Regions from separate parts of the Homo sapiens genome. Here region 2 is linked to region 1. A link is a loop called in an ENCODE intact Hi-C map of the cell type or tissue named here. Cell type or tissue: adrenal gland. All regions are shown on one strand. Links, peaks and the distances in the headings refer to the core of each region. The heading gives the core; the rest is flanking DNA.

What was found. A loop is a pair of places that touch in the nucleus more often than their neighbours do. Peaks named below come from ENCODE experiments on the same cell type or tissue, not always from the same donor. Only the 100,000 strongest peaks of a DNase experiment are listed, where the experiment ranks them.
Region 2: it touches region 1 in a loop (5-fold over the local background); 42 of 110 quality-filtered maps call a loop at or near these places.

What each region holds. Positions count from the first base shown.
Region 1 is chr5:153,708,117-153,716,116 of GRCh38, reverse strand. The region is part of intron 11 of GRIA1 (glutamate ionotropic receptor AMPA type subunit 1); the gene reads right to left. Among named protein-coding and RNA genes, the nearest start is that of LINC01861, 190 kb to the left of the region's middle. In adrenal gland, for the core only: CTCF peaks have their summits at 3,970 and 4,170 (motif pointing right); no DNase peak of the experiment used is centred there.
Region 2 is chr5:153,485,941-153,494,782 of GRCh38, reverse strand. It overlaps GRIA1 (glutamate ionotropic receptor AMPA type subunit 1), which reads right to left and starts at 4,113. Exons shown (of 16, transcript NM_000827.4): 1 at 3,813-4,113; 2 at 718-855. The coding sequence starts at 3,894. In adrenal gland, for the core only: no CTCF peak of the experiment used is centred there; a DNase peak (open chromatin) is centred at 4,188.

The sequences.
Region 1 (8,000 bases), core at 1-8,000:
AAGAAATTTTTGCTACTATTTTTCCAGCAAAGAGATCAGAGCTTTCCTGAATAGTGGGGTAGCTGGCAACATTAGGATGACAAGGTAACTTTATTTTCTGGTTCCTTTTATTTCTTTATCTCCAATTCTTCCCACTTCTTCTCCAAATCCATTCAGGGACCAGGACTGAGTTGCCCTGTGTTACACAGGTAGTTAGTGACAGCTGGAAATTCTCCCTATTAGCCGATTTTCTCTTGATTAAATGAAAAACAGGACAGAGTCCTTAGCTATTGTGAAGATGGACATTCAACAAACATATGTTGAGTATTTAGAACATACAACCCCTCATGTCAGGTTTTGAATAAGTTGTAGAAATGAGTCTACCAGTCTCAATAAGAAACAGACATGGTAACTATAGTGCAGGGTTGAAGATTTAAGATGCCCTCAGAGAGGTGTAGGTGACAGCAACAATGGCAACAGCAGCAATAACAACAGCATTTACAGTGTGTCACCCCCGTGCAAGGCAAATGTTTTCCATGAATCTCATCATTTAATCCTCAAAATATCTCATTTGAGGTAGGTCTTATTATTTTTCCTGTTTTCCAGAAGTGGAAACTGGATGTAGGAAAGTTATTTTCTAAAGCTCACACAGCTAGTAGGTAGTAGAGTCAGAATTCAATCCCAGCCGGCCCTGCTGCAGAGTTCAAGCTTATAACTATGACTATAAATCACAGATTCAGAGGAGTAATTGGAGTTGGTTGGGGGAGAGTGAGAAGGCAACATTTGCAAATGGGGAAGGAGTTGAGCAGGAAAGGTGGGAAAAGTCACTCCAAGCAGAGGGAACAATAAAGGCATAATGGGAGCATGGAGCTGGGAGACAGAATGAAGCACAACTTGGCTTGGTTGGAGCCTTGGCTAAGCTGGGAATCATAAGGAGGTGAGCCTTAGGTGGGGAGCTAGGGACATACTAGAGACCATCTTACTTCCATTTTGCAGAGGAAAAAGTGAGACACACAGAGAGAAAGTGACTCATCCAGTGGGTTAGTAGTAGCTGAGATTGAGCTTCTTTTTAAATTCCTTTACCACCTCCTCCATCCCTTGTGACAACAGCTGGTCCTACTTCTGCCTTTGGGTGGGACTCCACTCTGCTTTAGCAGGCAATATGCCTCCTTATTTTGAGGCCGTTTCTCCTTCAGCCACTAGATGCAAACAGTGACTGTCATCAGCTAGGTTTGTGGTTTCTATTAGTGTTCTTGACACCATTTATTTTCTGCTGGGTGTCTTGGACTTAATTCACCTATTATCTCCGTTGGACATAGCTAGAGGTAAAAGCATATGTAAGTGGTGTAGCAAAAATGATTCATTCACCACGGTTGGATGGTGGTACCTAACTCATATTCAAAACCATCAGGCTCCCCATAGGGGTTTCAGCATACTTTCCTCGTCAATTCAATTAGTTATGCTTTCATTTTTTTCTGTCTAGAGCTCAATACTTCTTTGCAGGTGAACAACTGGGTTTCTTGGTCACAGATGCCATATATCCAGTGAGGGTTTAAAAGAAAAACAAGAGGTCGTCTCTGGGAAAATGCAGAACCTACGAAGATGTAGCTAGCCATAAATAGGTTTCTCTGGATACAGGAATTTAGGGACCATCTTTCTTTTAGTGCAGCCACCATTTATGGTCTGGATTTTCCAAAGTGTATGAAAGGAAAGAAAAATACAGCAATCAGATTTCATGCTTGGAATCAAAAATGGAGGGGAAAAGGAGAAAAATTCCCTTAAAAATGTATATATAAATACGATATTCCAAGTGTGTCTAAATGCAGTAAGTACATACGGTGGCTGTTTTATTCCTCACCATTCTTTTAGGGCTCTCAAACTGGTGGCGTACAAGCTGAATCTAGGCATGCTTTTGTTTGGTCTGCATGGAGTTCCCATGGCAATGACTATCCAGAGCCGAGGGGGAGCTATCCTCTCTAGCTGACACATGCATGTGCCGTTCACCACAGCCCCCGGCTGACTTCCACTCCTATGCTATTGAACCTACACTAATTATCTGTGTGATTTTGGCTATGTCCCTTCCTCTCCCTGTCACCCAGAATCCTCGCCTATCGAATTGGGATGGCCATGTTAATCACATTTTTATTTTATTTATTGCCTGCCTCTTCTCTCTGGAATGCAAGCTCCAGGAGAGTAGGAGCTTTTGTCTGCTATGTTCTGTGATGTCTCTCACAGTACCTTGAACAATGTTTGTTAAATAACAGTTGCTAAAGAAACACTTAATGAATAAATAAATGAATAATTGGTCCTCAATATCCCTTTCAGCTCTGTGAAAAACTTTCTGAAAATTTTCCTATTGTAATTTTGGAGAAAACAAATCTCTCCGTCAATTAAAATGTTCAAAGTATAAACTTCCAGAACAATCTAGAGACAGCAATTATGCTTCCCCCTTGCTGATGGCCAGAACTGCAGGCTGAGACACAGAAAATGATGGTTTCATTTGCATATCCAGTGAAGGCTTTTATTCTCCTGTCACTGCACTCATTTTAACATTTCCATGCTGCCTTTGGAGCTTGTGAAACTTCTACTCTTCTTCTCAAAGGTCTGTAAAACTGCTCAGTAGCAGAACCTGGTTCTGGGTCTCACCATCAGGTAGCAGAAGATTAAAATGGAAAAAGTAGGAGCCACTGATCTGGAGTTCCACACCCTATCTCCCATGATGGGGGCCACCCCCACACAGTCCATGCACACTTCACACCTGCCATGACTGCAGAATCACCTCACCTGGGCCAGTCCCTTTGTGTTGGTGTTGCTTGCTAATGGAGAGGAAAAAACTGTCAAGGTGAAATATGCTGGTGAAACCCTTGGTAAGTTCCTCTTGCTGGCTTGGCCTGCAGAAGGCAGGGTCATCAGGACAGCCAGGCCCCTGCTTTGAAGGCCACAGTCAACACTCCTGTGCCAAGGGCCTCGCTCACCCAGCATGTAACATACTATAGGGTAGTGAGCTGGCGGACCCTGGGCTCCATGTTTACGGCTTTTGACTCAATATCAAACTCAATGTTGACTCAGCATCATTTCTAGCTGCCATATGGGCCTTGCTTTCTGTACTTTTAAGCTGACTTCTCTGGGCAGCACCCTAGTTCAATGACTTCCAAACTTTAATCCCATCAGCCCTGGGGCAGAAGTGGGTGGGGAGGCTTGTGAAACATGTAGAACTTTCTCTCCAACTGCAGAGTTTCAAATTCTAGAGAGCTGAAATGAAGTCTGAGAACCTGCATTTGGACAAACATCCCAGGTAATTCTGACGCAGAGGGTCCCAGCAGAAACCCCCATGCCTAGTCCCAAGACCCAGATTAGCTATCGCACATTTCCTGCTCATCATTTTTGACACATCCTTGTGACACTGTTCCTTGTAGAAATGAACCTGTGGCCTAAATGACGTTTGCATTTTCAAAATGAGAAATGTTTGACAATTTCAGGCTGCCTTCATCAACTTGCCTCAATATTTACTCTCAGGCTCTTTCTCTTCCCCACAATACTACAGTGACATCAAGAAGAGCAAGAGAAATGGGTTTGCACAGCTCTTGCTGGGATGGGAGGACAGAGAGCAGGAGGGGGAAAGAGGGGAAAGAGGAAGGTTTCTCATAGACTCTCAGTGCCAAAGGCATACTGGTTACTATGAAACTTGTATGTGAATGCAAAGGTCAGGCTATCGTTGGTTATTGGCTTGGGCTGTCCTCATTGGCCACCATCTTCCTACCGTGAGTCAGTTAAAAGGCCCTCAACAAGGCTGGGCACAGTGGCTCATGCCTGTAATCCCAGCACTTTGGGAGTCTGAGGTGGGCAGATCGCAAGGTCAGGAGTTCAAGACCAGCCTGGCCAACATGGTGAAACCCCATCTCTACTAAAAATACAACAATTAGCTGGGCATGGTGGCACACGCCTGTAATGCCAGCTACTGGGGAGGCTGAGGCATGAGAATTGCTTGAACCCGGGAGGTGGAGGTTACAGTGAACCGAGATCATGCCATTGCACTCCAGCTCTGGGCAACAGAGCAAGACTCGGTCTTGGAAAAAATAAATAAATAAATAAATTAGTGGAGGGAGGAGGTTATGATATCAGGCTCCAGGAGACCTCCAAAGCACCATCACTCCCCCCGCCTTAGACTTCTTCTCCTGAGAGTAATTATCTCCACTAGGTGGAGACAATTATTACACATTCCAATTCAGTCTATGATCAAGAATAAAAGAGAGAATTCTGAAAGCTAAAGTCATAATTTCCCATTTTCCTCCATTCTCCTAGCACCCTCTAACCTCCTCTCATTCTCTTACTAAGGTCACCTGAACCCAGGAAAATATTGATGCCATGGAGAAGCCATTGGGAAAGTGGGGCCATGGGTGTAATAAGCTGAAGAAGCTCACTCTCAGTTCATTTGAAGGCAATGGAGCCTTGGGCTGAGACTACACAGTAGGGTAGCATTGGACTGGGCACCAATCAGCCATAGGTATCGCCTGGGTGATCTTAGATAAAATGTCTTTCCCTCCCTCTCTGGCCTCAGTTTCCTCATGTGTAACATGGGGTGGGTAGACTAGAGCATCCTATTGATCCTGCCCAGAGCTAATAGTCCCTGGAACTGTGGTTCCCTGTTTTCCAAATGCTTCCTCCCTCTTGGACTCACCCTTGATTCCTCCCCCTCCTCATCCTCATAGATCCAATCCATCAGCAAGTCCTGTCAATTCTAGTCTCAGAGTGAACCATAAATCCATGTCGATGACCATCATTCTAATTTCCATCACTGTAATTTCCTCAGGATGGCTATGAGAGACTCTTGTTTGGTCCCTCTGCTTCCACTCTGGACTCTTCTCTGCCGCAATTCATTTTCCTCATAGCTCCCCAGAGTGGTATTTTAGCATGCAAATCAATCCTTCCCTTGCTTAAAACCCTCCAATGGTCTTCCATTGCATTTAAAATAAAACATCAAATTTAAAATGTGACCACAGGGCCCTGCGCAGGCCTCTGCTTCTTCCTCCAATCTTATCTCAAACCTCCGTTCTCTTGATTCACTGTAAGCCAGACATACTTGTCACTCCTCCAGTCCTTGAGAGCAGTAAACTCCTTTTCACCTGAGAACCTTTGCATATGGCTATTTATGTCTCTTAGCTTTATACAAGTCTAGCTCATTCTTACCCATCAGCTCCTCAGAGAAACCTTCTCAGAACACTCTAAGTAAGGCTTGTTTAATTCCACTTCTTGTATTATCTATTGCAACAGCAGGTTCATTTTATTCATAGCACATCCCAACTTACACATTCACGATAATTTGTTTAATGTCTCTCATATCTCTATACTGCCAGCTCCTTGAAGCAAAGGCTCCTGCCCTCCACACTCCATCACCAATATATCTTCATATCCTCAGCACTTAGAACCATACCCTGCATGTCGTAGGCAGTTAGCAATATCTGTTGAATAAATGAATGATCTTGACCACACACATGGGGAAATGGATCAGAAATGAAAGTTGAAGGTACTAAAGATAAGTTTTGTCTGTGATGATTTTTATTCCTTCTTTAACATACTCCTCAAAATCTAAAATATCTATTAAAAATAGGTCTTTGGGCTGGGCACAGTGGCTCATGTCTGCAATCCCAGCACTTCAGGAGGCCAAGGTAGGCAGATCACTTGGGTTCAGGGGTTCAAGACCAGCTTGGGCAGCATAGGGAAACCTCAACTATACAAAAAATACAAAAATTAGCTGGGTGTGGAGGCTTGTGCCTGTAGTCCCAGCTACTCAGGAGGCTGAGGTAGGAGGATGGCTTGAGCCCAGAAGGTCAAGGCTGCAGTGAGCTGAGATTGCACCACTACACTCCAGCTGGGGTGACTGAGTTAAAAAAAAAAGTTGTTTTTTTTTTTTTGAACAAGAAGCAGGCTTAAAAGTAAATTCATGGGTCCCTTTTTAATCTCACCATCAACCTAATTAAAAAAATAAATTGTAATCTGTGATCATAGCTGAAGTGATTTTTAACTTTCACTGTTAAAATGGGTTATACAAAACCAATTTATTGAATATACATTTCAAAGGGTGGGTGGAGGAGTCTTTAAAGCATTTCAGTAGCATTCGCTGGCATACACCATTGACTGTGCTAATTCTGGATTATTTCTATCTATTCCTGGTGCCAGTGCAGAAAACATTGATTTTAGGCACAGTGGCCAATACTGCCAGTTGATTCCCCCAATATCGATTCCTACCCTGCCTACTCTAGAGGTTGGAAAACCTAAATTCTTGCCTTCTCAGCCTCTCTTGCCACTAGAAATAATCATGGCCACTGTCCTGACCAATGAGAAAGAAGCAGACATCTGTGTGGGGTGGAGAGTATTTTGTTAAGCTTTTGTTCTTCTGATCCAAAAAGACAGAAATAGAAGGCAACACTTTTTTTCCTTCATGCTGTTTGAACATGGACACAATATTTGGGAACCGCCATCTTATGAACAAGAAGAAAAGGCCAAGATAATTTACAGAATGGCCAATCTGGATTTCACCACAAGCCACTACCTGCTACCACTTTTCTTATATGTGAGAAAGATAACCCTCTTTACTGGGTTATCTTTGTCTTTACCATATTACTATGGTCAGGTTTTGATGTTATTTGCAGACAATTACACTTAGCCACATTTTGTTGGTTTTGGTTACTAGACATTAACATCAACTTTGAAGAGATTAGAAAGAGTTAAAGCTACTTGTGGATAAGTGCAGATATATGCAATTCAGATGAAATTGATTTCCCCAAATACTAAATTAGGAAGGGTTTATGACATTTTCTTTAAATAAGCAGCAAGATCAGTTAATTGAAGCTCATTTGGAAGGATGTTTGATGAATGTCAGCTTTAAAAGCCCCTTCTACTGCAGCACCCAGAGTGTCTAACATAGTGCTGTGCATATCAGAAGGTCATGAAACTTACTGACTTCATCAGGAAATATATAAACAACAATGACAACAAAAGTTTCTACTGATGTTTTTCATTGTCTTCTTAGTCTCTAACTTTGATCATTGTCTTAGCATCCTTGTGTTTTTGTCTGGTTCAAGGTAAGATGAAGTATATGTCTCTTCTCTTCTACATATATTTCCAAGAAACATTTTAATACATTCTCACTCTCTCAAGGGAGATTTTACAGGCTCCTAAACTCTGGGGTTAACCAAGGTTGGCTTGATTAAAAAAAGTCCATCTCAAGTGGATCAAAGTTCTAACTTCCTTTGGCAGTTCACTCTTGTGTCTGTCAGACCTTTCAGCCAAAGTCACCAACCCTTCCTCCCAGTTCCTATGAGGAGGAGTCTTAGGAATCCAGATGTGGCTGGTCTCTGGCATAAACCACTGGCTATTTCTGCTTTGTTAATGGACTTCTCTAGAAGAAGGTATTAGGCTTTCAAATCAGTGTGAACAGTGGCATCGTTTCTTCCAGTGAAGTTTAGACAAAATCCAAGTTAAAAAAAATCAATTAACATAATAAAAAAAGCATCCAGTTATAGCGCTTCCTGTGTGAAGGCTGGGTACTGTGTTATAGGATCTATACATACTTCTAAACTTTCCAACAAGATTTGAGGTAGAAACTATTATTTCCATTTTATTAATGAAAAAGAGGCATAGAGTAGAGTTGTTTTATGAAAATCAGGGAGGAGGGAGGCTGGATATGTTGTTCAGTCTCCTCTTCACCTCAATGTCAACTCCTATGATACCCTAGTGGAACCCTCAGAAGTCCGGAAAGCATAGTTTGAAAATCCTCTTGCAGCCAGAGGTCACAAACTCAAACACCCTCTGGGGCCAGCTGAGTAACACAGGAACAAAGAAGGTCAGGTTGGGGCTGGGGTGAACCGTGAATGCGCGGACCTGTTCAAGAGGGAAGCTACCACTCAGTTTTGGGTAACCATTGCCAAATTCTGTACAGATTAAACAAAAACCTGTCTGACAGAAGATTCAGTTTATGGACCACAAGATTGAAACCCCTGGAGGAATAGTGGGGAGAAAGA
Region 2 (8,842 bases), core at 1-8,000, 220 kb after region 1:
CATGTGAGCACAGGCTTCCTTTTCATTCCTAGTTGCCAGGAAAACTCAGAATGGTGTTTGTTGCCCACATTTTACAATGCATTCAATTCAGATGTCAGAGATTTATCTATCCCTTCTTCTTGAGGCCACCTTTGTTCTGTTTGATGCTCAATGACCATCCTACAAACTGTGCCTTAAACAACCAATTTCCTCAAGCTATTTTTAAAATGACCAAGGCACCAAGTTTTAATTATTGGTCACTTCCGAAAATGAAGAACCAGATGTGTACAACTTCTCAGCTATTATTTCTTATCAAGCTACATTCTGTCCATTTAACATGTAGATAGGAAATGCCTTAAGCACTTTAAACCACATTTTCACAAACTCAGGACCCTTAATTCTATGCCTCTCAGAAGATTCGTATGTGTAAAACTCTCTCAGCTGTGCCAGAAAACCTCTGCAAGGTAGGGAAGATGCAGTCAACCCAAGCACCCATCGTGCTGGCATTAAAGTTAGCTGACAGTGAAAAAGCAAATCCATTACATGAAGCATTGCAGGGGCTAAAATGCCAACTGCTGGAATCACTCAGAAGCCTCTAGAAATTTTTCTTGGAGGGCTTTCTCTTACAAAGACGAATGGCAACTGAAGTCATTTTTGCAACACCACCACCTACCCACAGGCCCTCCTTTCATTGGTCTAGCGCAGAAAGACATCTCAGAAATAGAAGCAATTACTTACATCTATAGGTCATCTCAAAGCTGTCGCTGATGTTCACAATATCAATCTGGGGGAGCAGCTTCGGGGGCTCTGTGAGTTGCGACAAAGCAAATCTAAAAGCAGCATGTTCCTGTGACTGCTGGTTTGGAAATAATCCCCCTATGAGAAAAGAAAATGCAACATGGTATATGGGCTAGAGACAGGTTTTAGTTCCTCACGACTCACTCCAGATGAGTCCTTTTCTTCTCCCCATGCCAAACTCACTAGCTGTAGCCTTGAGTGGTAGAGATGAGAGTTCAAATAGGCTTAACTGGACACTGAAACTTAAACTCCTACAGATGAGCTTTTTTGTGACATGGGCCTCTAATATCTATTACTTTGCTCAAACATTTGATTGTGTACCCCTCAACTCAGCTAAAGTCAGAGAAAACAGGAGACTTGTGCCATTTCTCTTCTTCCTCCCTTGTGCAAACCACCTAGGAGCTGCTATTCTCTTATATAAACATACACATAAGCCCCCTCACCCTCTAGTCATGTCTAATTTTTCTTACATCAGCCTCATCTCTCACCAGAGAGCCTTACGGGAAGTAGGTACTAATCAGTGCTGCAGGGTGATTGAAATCTAGCTCTGGGACCCTGTGGGCTTCTCCACTACTATAACTGTTTACATGGACAGTTTTTAGTCTTTGGCCTAGCAAGACCTGCATGCAATTTAACTATTCTATTGCCCCTAAGGTTTATTATTCATTTTCTCTAAAAACTCTTGCTTTTCTGCAAACAATGTTTTGCTTACTCTTTCACCACACATGATCCCAGTTACCTAGGAATGACTTGTTACATAAGGGATTGCCATTGTGTGTTTGCATGGTGGAACCTTGTGCTTCAAAGATGTGGGATCTTAGGCATCTCAAGAGGATACAAACATTCTATTCTAGTAAAAGGTATAGTAAAGGTGCCTGATGGGATGCCTGTTCCGAGAAACAAGAGTCCATGGCTTACCTTTGTATTTACTGTCAACATGTAAATCAATTACATTTCTGTGAATTAAAATCAGCCATTTCTAGAGACTGAACTATAATGATGTTTACATAGAAGTTTATCTCAAATCTGACAGTAATCACAGTCCAAACATAATGCACTTCTAACTTCTTGTAGAGTGGGTGTCTGTTTTTAAGAACCAATAAATGGATTGCAAGCCTTTTGTTACAGATCACACAAATAGAATCAAGTACTACCTGATGGCAGTGATATTTTCAGCATTTTGTTCTACAATTTAATGCTTCAATCTCTTTTTTTTTTGAAAACAGTAGCAATGGCTTTATCAGTTGAACAACCAAGTTAGGGCTAAATATAATTTTAAAAATATGCAGAGATACATGAGAAAACATAGCACATACATGAAACATCCTCATGCATTTATACCATTTACTATATACACAAATATACTAGACAAACACTTCCAAGCCACAAAGGATAGGTAGTATATAAGCACAAATGTAAACAATGCCACATGTAAGAGCCAGTGATTTCCACATGTACAAGTGCTCCCATTTTAAAGAATGAAAACAAAAAAAATTCTTGATTATGATGCTCCCCCTTCCCCCCAGATGACCACACCCCAAACACTTCCCTGTCCCCTTTCTCCTCCTCTGCAATGAATGAAAGAGAAAGGATGGGAGGTTGAGGAGTAGAAGGCTACGGGCTGGGCTACAAGGGAAGTGTCTCCCCTGAAGGCAGGAAGTTTTGCGTGTTAGGCACTAACACACAGATACGTACACACTTCAGGATGTAGCTTAACAGGTGTCAGGAAACAAAGCAAGTTACTCCATGGCCACTCCAAGCCGCCAGCTAGCTGGAGAGGCTGAAAGAGATGGGTACTGCAGCACATGTATGCCCGACAAAATATCAATTGCACCACATCCCCCCTCAAACACACACTCACAAAAGAGCACAAACTCCCAGCAATGCGAACTTTCCCTAGTGGAGCTATCTCCCTACCAGGGGAGAGAGACTAGAAACCAAACCAACGAAGATGCTTCCAAACACAGCAGCTTGCTTCATTCCGGGACACAAACGACACTGACATGCTGGTCACACGGAAGCCCCAAGCCCTTGTGGACATGCTTTGTGATTGGTGTTATTGCTTCTGTTTGTTTTGCTTTCCCTCATGATTATCAGGAGTAGCAATATCTGTCAGTCCCCTCAGAAATACAGGGAGGGTGGCGGGGCCTTTGAGAAGTGTAACAACTAAGAAGGGGAAATGGGGAACAAAAAAAGCATGCAGCATGTTGAAACCTGCCTCCAAGTTGAGAGGATGGAGCCCAGTAACAAGGATAATGGAGAGCCAACAGGAGGAGAAAGGAGCATGTGTACGTGTGTGTGTTTGTGTGTGTAAAAGGTAGACCTCTGTGGATAGGAAATCTAAGAGGAGGGGGCAAGGAAGGAACGGAGAAAAGGCAGGCGAGGAAGTTCCAGGATCGGGGGAGTGGAGACCACCAGCGCAGCATGGCAGACAGCAAAGAGAAGGCAGCTGGAGGAGTCCAGAACAGGAGAGGGAGCCTACCCGCCTTGGAGTGGGGGCCTTCTGGCATTATTTCAGTGGCTGCAATATACCCAGCACCCCTCACTCCTTCTTCTCGAGGGTCTCTTTTCTGTCCCCCAGCAGAGAAAGCACTGCCTCCTTCAATTACATATATATGTGCATATGTAATATATAATCACACACGTGAAAACACACACACCATACATACTTACATTAAAAATGGAATCAAGCACCATCTACCAAGCAATAGAGTTAACTCCTTAAACACCCACCACCCTTTCCAGCCTGATTTTTTTTTTCCTCCAAAGCGATGGTTCCTCCATTTCACATGCTCTTGCCTGGAGTGCGAGTAGGGTATGTGTGCGTGTGTGAACACTTCCCCTCTGCCCCTCATCCGATCAGGAGAAGCCCCCTCCTCTGGCTGTAAGCCCAAGTCTCCCTTCTGTTACCGCAGCACAGCTTTAGGGAGCCAAGCAAAACAGTCAGTACCGGGGAGGGGGTACACAACCCCTATCCCCAAAAAAATCCCTGGCCAGACCCAGAAAGTCCCTCCCCAGGCTGCCCCCTCACTCACCGATCTGGATATTGTTGGGGAAATTGGCACCTACTACCGCGCCTAGGAAACCGGTGCAGAAGAAGGCAAAAATGTGCTGCATATTCCTTTTTGCATTGGCGAAAAAGAAGCCCAGGTCCAATCATAGATTTGGTGTTTCCCCCCCTTTCCCTTTATTCTTCTCGCTGTTCTGCCTGTTCTTTTCCTCCTGCAGTTCCTTCCTTGCTTGCTTGCTTCCTTCCTTTCGTGAGGTTTGTCTGTTTCCCTTGGAATCCGAACACTTAAACTGCAGCGTTAACACCAACTGACAGCCAGATTAACTGAGCACGGGAAAAGAAGCCCGTCCTCATGCTAGCTGGAGCGCTGGCTCCCCCACTCCCTCTCCTCTCCCCTCGCAGCCTGCCTCTCTCTCCCTCCCTTGCTCTCTCTCGCTCTCCCCCTCACACTCACACAGGCAGCAAGCTCTATGCTAATACCCACCGAGCTAGCTTGGAGTTCCACAGCCGACCTCCCTACCTGTTCCCCCTTCCTCCCATCCTCACCTTATCCTCCTTTCTGTGTGTGCAGAAAGGTGGAGGTGGGGGTGTGTGACACGTGGCACTTGGTCCTGAAAGGGGCAACCCCACAGTCCTCTTTACCCTCCCCTGCCTTTCTGAGCTCGGTCTGCCCGCTCCCCCAGCCCCCAGGCTGAAGCTGCTGGGAATGTGGGTTCAGCTGTAAGTCAGTAGGTGGCAGGGGGTCCCCACAATAGTCCTCAATCCACCAGCTGCTTGATCTAGGTCACTTTTTCTAGGAGTGCATGGGCTGCGCTGGATATATCTCCTGCACTCCACTGGCCCAATTATTCCTACAACTAATTCCTGAGGGAAAGACCCTAGAAATCCCTCCTAGGAAATTTAAAGGAAAAAAAAAAAAAAGCTTTCTCTCTCCTAATGGAAGGAATGACAGATAGACAAACAAGGGAGGATCTGGAGTGACTGGCAGGTATTTTGACCAGGTATTTGACAGTCCCTGTCTACCTTTACAAGTGAAACGGTGGTCTCTTTTCAATCCTAGGCATTTAAAATGGGCCCCCTTCTCTCTTTCCCTGCATTCCACAGGAGTCTATAGCATCAGAATCGTGTGGGTGTACAATAAAGACTAAGGATACTTACACAGAGCAATTACATGAGTCATTTTGCAGGGATTCTAGTGAGAGGATTCAAGCTTCTTTCAGGTCTTTCTGGATGCTGGTCATGTCTGGTGTAAGCTGGAACTTCATAGACTCTCCTAGACCAGGGCTTCTGCTGAAATAACCTGTAGAGAGATCAGCTGTGTTCAGGATAGTAGTGTTAAATGCAAAGCAGCAGCCACTAGCCGCCACAGAATACAGTTTTTGAAGGAACTTTACAGATTTTTATCCATCTATCTTCACTCCAAACCTGTAAAGTGGCCATGAGCCCTGTTTTACAGATGAAAAAGATAAGACTTCTGGGATTAAGTCATAAAGACACAGACCTACTAAGATGTACAGTACAACCTACAAACTTGAGTGCTTTGGCCGTTACCAGTTGACTTACTGCCCTGGCCAGGACTCCTGTCCAACAGGAGATGATCCAGGAAAAGGAAAGTCAACTTTGTCTTTAGTAAGAAAGAAATAATAGACTTTGGACTCCATTTTGCTTTGCCATATGAATAGGCCATTTTATCCACAGACTCTTCACTTCCCTCACCAGGACTGTATATCATGTGGACTTGAGTGACAGCTACAAGGACTGGGATTTGTAAAAAATATCTGACCATGTACAATGAAGCCCCAAAATAGGAACAACTTGGAGGTCAAATGCTTTGTGATTTCCTATGCACTTTCACATATATTAATTAATTAGCTAAAATAATTTTTAAGGCTAATGTTTATTCACTATTTTGAATGTGCCAGGTACCATGCTAAGAAATGCACCTGCATCATTTATTTGTACAATACCTGTGTAGGTAGCCTCATGCCCATTTTATAGATGAAGAAACAGAGGTCTAAAAACTCACCCCAAGTTTTCACTGCTAATGAAAGAGATTGGGCATTTAAACACAGTAAATGCCACCATCAGGCCCCAGCTCTTAACTCTTAGGCTCTAATAACAGCAAGCACTGGGTAGGAACCTTCTAAAGGAAGAATAAGCATCAGCATAGGAAGATGAGAGAACAGAATCAGGAAAGATCACTTCTAAGGTCTCTGCCAACATTAAGAGTCTCTGATTTAATGATTCCATCTTTTAATTTCTCCATTTTCAGTTTTTGTATCTTACTACTTTGAATAGTACCTGGGGATCTTTTAGGTTCCCTAAGCTTTGTGCCTGGTAATAATAATAATTAGGCTGTCATTAAAGGCTTCACACCTTGCAATCACCTTTTAGAGGAAGCTCTTTAGACCCTTTACAAGCAAAACCTCAATGTCCCCCTGCATTAGGTAAGATTTGTTTTGCATACTTTGTAGGGAGGGGACTTTTAAGGGAGTCAAAAAGATGAATTTTCCATGGTCATTATAAATCATATAGTCAAGCAGATCTTCCTAAAACAGAGGTCTACGTCATTGCCCTGCTCAAGTATGGTCAATAGCTCCCCTTGGTCTATTAAATACATAGTTGTTCACTGATTAAATATAGAACTTACATATTTCAAGTGTAGGCATCTAGGTCAAACTACATTAGGTTCAATGTTTATTCCATGTTTCTTTATAATTCTCTTCATTTCAAATGTTGGTGGGGAACCTATTCTGTATCTCACAGGGTGCCAGGTGCTGGGCAATATGAAGAGGAATCAGACACAGTCTCTGCCTCAAGGCAGGTGAATGTGGCAGAAGAAGAAGACAGACGAACCCGGACAACTGTCACCCAGAAAGACCATGACAAGTGCTCTAAAAGATGTAAACACAGCAGCGGGGGAGCAAAGAAGGATGCAATCAGTGTGTCTGTCTGTGGGGATCCAGCAAGGCTTCAAAAGAACTGAGCCGTGAAGGATGAGGAGATTATAGGCAGTAACTGAGGACTGGGAAGGACATGCAAACCAAGGAAAGAGCCCCAGCAAAGGCTGGGGGCAGGAAAGAATGCCACGTGCTCTGTTAGCCTGGAGCCGGCAGTGCATAACTGGGAAGAGTGTACTGGGGAACTTGGAACTTAGAGGAAGTCAGTGTCAGGATTTGGAACCCACTGAATTCCTGGTGGACCATGATGAGCCATGGGGGCATTTTTAGTATGCTAGTTACAATAGCGGGCATGTGCATGAGAAAGAAAAGATTGACCACTGGTAGAAGGTGATTTTCTCATTTCCTCATCCTCAAAGGTTAGAACTACCTACCAAACAGCTTCATTTCCCTAAATAACTTATTTGACGTCATCCTTTATTAGCTCATCATGCTGTCTCTCTTTAGAGTCCCCAGTCCTATTTGCCATTCCCAAAGTGGCAAAGTCTTCAAAGTGGCTACATGATTAGCTTAAGACAGTGGTTCTCAACTGACAGCAATTTTCTCCCCCAGGGGATATTTGGCAAAAATGTCCAGAGATGTTTTTTGTTCTCACAATTATGGAATTGTACCCCTGGAATCTCATGGGTGAAGGCCAGGGATGCCACTAAACATCCTACAATTCACAGAGCATCCACCCCACAAAAAAGAATTATCTGGTTCCAAATATAAATAGCATTGAGGCCAAAAAACCTTCCTTAAGGGGACTAGTGATTGGCATGCCAGGGACTGGGCACCAGGACCCTGCAGCGTCCCTCCCATTATATTACACTGAAGAAAAATTAAGTTGATTATCTTTTAAGACTTTTCATATTTTAAAGTGGGATATCTGAAGATGGGTGCTCATTAAAGTCCAGCAGTTAAGTATCTAATGGAGGAACTCCAGGTGGCTGACATCCCATTGGAAAAGCCTCCAAATGCTGCTCAAATTGTGCTCTAGAGACAGCATGGCACCTACTCCTCAAATTAATTATGACCCATCCCAGCTCATATTTTTGGCATACTTTAAGTCCTCTTACCATGTAGCCAAAACAGTCTAAGATTTACTTATTTTGGCTTTGTTTTGACACCGCAAATCAAGGAGAATGGTGTTGGACAGGGATTACAAATGCAAATGCTTCCTTGAGCCAGGCAGGGAAATGAATGAAGTGAGCCAAGTTGGGGAGAATGGGGAAGACAAACGGAACTAGAGAGACTGTGCCCTGTTAAAGGTGGCCACAGGGACTCAATAGGCAGCAGATTATTACCATGAGGAATTGTAGGCCTAGAGTGGCTAGATCCTCAGATTCTTTTCTCAAGGAAAAGTAGAAATATGGAATATATATATATATACACACACATATATGGGATATGGAATATAGTGACTTAGGGAAAAAAGGGGTAGGGTAAGAGTAGTGCCTCTGAGCTTGATCTGACTGACAGGCCACGGAGTGCCAGTGGAATCCTGGAGACAAGAGTCCAACCACTTCTCATGCCCAGTATCAATTTAGGGGCCAAGTCCATTTCCTCTACAAGACTGTTTCCTCATCTATTAAATGACAAGATTAGATGTGGTGATGGCTACAGACCCTTCTGGTTCTGACACTCTGTAACTCCATTTGACAGCAGGGGCTGGGGTAAGGGAGAGAAAGGACAGATGTCAGGTCTGGGGAGGCCCATTCTCTCCTCTACCTCCTATTACCTGTGATAGTGGTATTGGCAAGTTCCTTCCCTTCTTGGACTAGTTTCTCCATCTGCAAAATATGGGTGTTTCACCAAGGTTTCTTCTGGCTTTAACATTTTAGGTTTCTAGTGTAAAGCAATTCAAGGGGGTGGGGGGACCATCAAATTTATGATCTAAGAACAGATTGCTGACAGCTAACCAACTGGCAAAAATGCAATCAGAGAGAGGGTGCCTCTGTGGCTTTAGAAAGGCCTTATTTTTAAAGATGTTTTAAAAAATAATAATGATAATATTTTTTCATGTTTTCTAGCACAATTCATACAGAAGGCTCCAAAATAATCCACAGACTGTGTGTGTGGTGAGAACACACCCCAAAGAATGTAATTACCCACC